2 separate regions of the Homo sapiens genome follow, and region 2 is linked to region 1. The links are chromatin loops, found by intact Hi-C in ENCODE. Cell type or tissue: ovary. All regions are shown on one strand.

The links. Peaks named below come from ENCODE experiments on the same cell type or tissue, not always from the same donor. Only the 100,000 strongest peaks of a DNase experiment are listed, where the experiment ranks them.
Region 2: a loop joins it to region 1, with 2.2 times the contacts of the local background. A loop is called at or near these places in 4 of 110 quality-filtered maps.

The regions. Positions count from the first base shown.
Region 1 is chr2:8,490,541-8,493,040 of GRCh38, reverse strand. No RefSeq gene overlaps it. Among named protein-coding and RNA genes, the nearest start is that of LINC01814, 92 kb to the left of the region's middle. In ovary, no CTCF peak of the experiment used is centred here; DNase peaks (open chromatin) are centred at 1,320 and 1,600; H3K27ac peaks cover 1,632 bases.
Region 2 is chr2:8,658,192-8,660,691 of GRCh38, reverse strand. No RefSeq gene overlaps it. Among named protein-coding and RNA genes, the nearest start is that of ID2-AS1, 22 kb to the left of the region's middle. In ovary, no CTCF peak of the experiment used is centred here; a DNase peak (open chromatin) is centred at 1,189.

The DNA of each region.
Region 1 (2,500 bases):
ACCCCATCTCTACTAAAAATACAAAAAAATTAGCTGGGCGTGGTGGCGGGTGCCTGTGGTCCCAGCTACTTGGGAGGCTGAGGCAGGAGAATGGCATGAACCCGGAAGGCGGAGCTTGCAGTGAGCCGAGATCGCGCCACTGCACTCCAGCCTGGGCGGCAGAGTGAGACTCCGTCCCCCCAAAAAAAAAAAAAAAGGAAATCATCTCCCTTTCAGACTCGCATGTCTGTAGAGAATATCTTTAGCCAACGATTAAAAGCAAAAGTGTCCTCGTCACTCTAGAAGACCTCAATTCACCTGACCTCCAGTGTTTAGATTCTGGGACTCTCAGCAAAGTCAACGTTTTGAACTGCAGGTATCCACTGGCTTGGAGAGGAAAATGTAGTGGCATTTCCTTGGATGTAATCGCCTTGAAAAACAAGAGTGTTGCAGTTCCGAGGCACTCAGCGAACTCTGCAATGTGTTTTTGTAAAATAATTCTGTACAGAAAGGCAGACTGACCGGTGAAATTTATCTGAGAACAAAGTTATCATTTCAGCCATTAATCTATTTGGGATCAGAAAAGGTTATTTCCAAGTTCTAACAATAATAAGAAGCTCAAATCTCACCTAGACATTAGATTAACATTTCTAAAAATTTAAGCATGGTCAGAAGTTAATTATAAAACATGCTGGACCTTTACAGTCACTGATTTAATATAGAGAGTATATAAAGACAATAACTGGATAGAAATTACCAGATAAATTTCCCCCTGCCTTTCCTCCAAGAATGTGCCTCCATTTATTAGAAACCCCCATGTCTCTTATAAATGGCTATTTTAATTTATGGATTTACAGTAGGGAGGAAATTAATTAACACGAAGTTGGAGCAGTTCCAACACGAAGTTGGAACACGACTGGGAAGCTGGCACTTGGGCCCATTACTTCTCTGCTCCTGACTGACTGTGTGACATTGGCCAAAGCAGTTAACCTCTGTGGGGCTCAGCTTCTCCATCTGTAAAAGAGGAATATTGCTTCTCAGCTGCCCTGCAAGGGGTAAAAATGCATGAACCAGCACATGGGAAGAGAAAGGAGAGGGCTCAGAGACGGGGTGAAGGCAGCAGGGAATAATAAACGGCTCCCATTTATTTCCCAGACCTTGAAGTTTGGGCCATACTCAGGGCTGATGTTTGCAATCCGCAACGCCAAGTTGACTTGGCCTGTTACTTGAAAATATGGAGGGCAAATATTAACTCAAGATAATGCAGCACGAGCAACGCAAAGGCCAGTTAACCTGAAAAAAGAAGAAATCACCATAGTTTAAAACGATGACACACGATGGCTCCCGGGATCGCTCATAAATTTCTGCTTTGTGGTAGCAAGAACATGTTCAAGGAATTAGTGCTGGGGTATCTCAGGGCAGCTTTCTAACCGCGTCTGATCTGTACGCTGTCCCCATTTGCCAAAACTCTTCATCGCCGATAAGGTGCTTGTTAGAGAAACGGGAACTAAATTTATAATCGGCTTTTGTGAAGCCAATTTACATGTTGTACTGCTGGAACTTAGAACTAAAGGGAATGTGCTTGAAGCCAAAATTGGCTTTGTGGCTCCAGTTTCCTCAGCTCAGCACCACCTGCCTCCAATCAAACTGTCCAATTACAGGAAACAATTGTTTTCTTGCTTTCTGGGAAGTGAAGAAATTCATCCAGTAAAGGACTGATTTCTAAATGCTTCTTTTTTTCCTTCTTAAAAAGAAAAAAAAAAGAAGATCAGAAAAGACCAACAAATCCAAAACATCAACATTGTTTGGGGAAGAAAGTGTTTCCCTAACAAATTGCCTTCAAAGTTCAAAAACCAGAATATTGCCATCTACATACGTTGGTGTTACTGACCACAGATAACTGCTCTGTAATTACCTCTTATAATAACATTATTAGCCATTCAGAAGAAAGATTCTCTCTTTTAACGTGAGGCAGTAATTAAAGGCAGTGAATTTCACAGGTGAAATCTTGCAGAAAGTATGATTCTGAAGTCAAAGAATTTAGTGATCCACCTCTGCCTAATTAAACTTTCGTCTCAAAATAAAATCTTATATTTGAAACAATGAAATCAGGGCAATGATACTATTTATCTTTGAGGCCAAGTCTCGTTTCTTTAAGCCCTAATTTGACTTTCTACAGCTTATTTCCCTGAAATGGTTAAGATGGCAGCAGAGAAGTTGAAAAGAATATAAACCGCTGGTCACATGTAGGTGGTATTTAGTATGCATTGAGCATAGATGACAATTATAGTACATTCTTTCCTCTGGCAGGTAATATTTTAATGGAACTAACAAACTTCACTTGGCTTGTTTCTACTTCATCTCTTGAGTTTCTGTTTTTAAAAATAAAACAGAACTGCTCAATATTTTATGATTCAATAAAAATAATGACCTCATGGAAACCACTTACTGGCATTTTTCTTATCATTCCTCAGTAGTGCATTGGCCTTACTGAGGCAACCTCCAGAAGCTTACATTTACA
Region 2 (2,500 bases), 170 kb before region 1:
AAAAAAAAAGTGTGGTACCCACAGGGTCAGAGTTTTCTTTTGTTATTTGTTTTTTATTTTGTTGTTTGTTTTTTAACCGACAGTACCTTTTTCGAGTTTGTTTCAGGAAAAAAAAAAAATGTGAGTTCTGAATTTTCTTCCCTACTTGCCCTCCTCCTTCTATCCCAGATACCTGGGGCTGTCCCCTCTTCCCTGTGGACAGTCACTCTGGCCCTGGCCTGAGACTGGATGTCAGCCCTGCCTCTGTGAGCCCTGCCAGCCCCGTCTGCTGACAGCAGCTGCACGCTGATGTCCAGACTCCACGACCGGCCTGAAGCCTGTCAGGGTCCAGCCAGCCCACTGTCCAGCCTCAGCTTCCATCTCTTGCTCCTCTCCCATGATGCTCCAGCCATCTGTGTGGAGCCACACACACCTGCTGTTCCCAGGACAGCCCTGGGTGGATGTTTACTCCTGCCCGCTCCTCTCCTGGGAACACCATTACCCTCCCCTTCGCTGCTTGGCTGACCCTTCTCTGTCCTTGAAGCCTCAGATATCACTTCCTTTGAAACCGTCCCTGCTCCCCTGGGCTGGATGCCCCTGCCTGTTCTTCTTCCCTGGAGCCTGGCCTGTACTGGGCTGGACTGGCTGCTTTCTGTGATCTCCTTCAACAGCGCCACTGTGATGGCCCAGAGCAGGGGGCTTTTATCCCAGACGTGGCAGGTGGAGCAGTGTCCAGGAGCCAGAACCACCTGTCTCCCGGATGCTTGAGGGCGGCAATTTTTGAGTGCGGTCCAGGACGTCCAGACCACTGGGGAACCCGTCAGCAATGTGGACGCTCCAGCCCCAGCCTGAGCGGTGGGATTCAAGCCTCTGGGGACAGCCCATGGTCTGCTCTGACCAGCTCTCCAGGGACTGTGCTCCTGCCCAAGCGGGTGAGCCCTGGCAGCTCTGCAGATGGGCAGGTGGACGACAATCCAGTCCAACCCCTCAGGCAGCCTTTCCTGGGCATTCAGACTTCAACGAGGGTGACATCATGTCCTGAAGGCACACTCAGAGAACAGAGAGTTTGTCACCCATAGCTTAAAACCAATATCAACCAACCACAGGGATGAGGCTGGGGCTGGCCTGCAGAAGAAGAGGGAACTGTGTGTTAGTCGGGGCCTCCAGCTAAGGGTGGCTGAGCCTGCCTGGGCTCAGAGGCCTGGAGCCACACATGACTGGGTTGGGAGATGATGCCAGAGGCCTGCTCAGCAGCCAGGGTGCAGGTGAAAGTCCAGGGCCCGAGGGGTGGACGTTGTCCAGAATTCTGGGGGTGGTACTTGCTGTTTTATCAGACCAGGAGATGGAGCTTGTCATGTTCCAGACTTAAATGTTATTGCCAAAAAGAAGCCCTAAACAGGCCACGGTGTCCTGTTTTTTTAAAATTACGGTTGAGAAATAGAGGTCCGGAGTGATGACAGGACGGGCCAAGGCCACAGGCTGCTGACGAGGGTGGTGCTCTGCCCTGCCCCTGCCCCTGGGGCAGCCCTGGTCTCCAGGAGCAGTGCCCTCAGAGCCTTGCTCAACCCTGGGGGCAGGCGGGGTCCCCAAGGTTGGCCTGTTCCTTCCTCTTCTTCAAGGCTGACAGGGGGCTGTCAGGAAGTGGGGAAGGGGTTTGGAGAACGCCTCCAACTCCAATTGTTGGAGGCTTTCTTTGAATTTGGGGTGTGTGGTTCCTTTTCTTCAATTTTTGTACAGTTCCTGAAGGGGAAATGTGCACCCCATGTCCACTCACTGAGGCCTGTGCCACACTGAGAGAGATAGAACTGGATGAGGTCCCCAGCCTGGCACCTCTCAGGGAACCTGGGGGCAAGGTCCCACAGGTAGACGGTCCCATGCCCAGTACACGCATCTGATGTGTTAAGATATTCCCCCTGACGTGTTCCAACCAGGCGTAAATAACACGCGACGTCGTCCTGACAGCAGATAGAGCTGACCGTGCCCTGTTGTCTCAACACTTATCTGTGGACACCATTTAAATATCTTTTTGGAGATGTTGCTGTGTTGTCCAGGGTGGAGTGCAGTCATGATCACGGCTCACTGCAGCCTCGAATTGCTGGCCTCAAGTGATCCTCTCACCTTAGCCTCCCAAAGTGCTGGGATTACAAGATATGAGCCACGCCTGATGCCTGGCCACTGTGGGGCACAATTTATAGAGTGACTTGTGGCCCTGCAGTTATGGGTAAGTAGAATTGGACCTAAGAGACACTTTGGCACCGGAGCAGCTGTCAGCTCTGCCGTCAGGGCCACAGTTGAGCGTTCGGGATCTTTTGGTATCCTCATAGCCAGTCTATTCCACACAAATGAGGCCAGAGGAACACCCTTCTCGTGAGTGGGGCTCCTGCCACTGTTCTGGGCCGAACCACAGGGCAGCCCTGCAGTTGTCAGAAGAGGGCAGGATTCTCACCCAGGCGGCCAAGGCTTCCTCTGAGGCTGCATCGGGCATCCCCTCCCAGGTCCCATCTGTTCTCTGCCAGCCCCG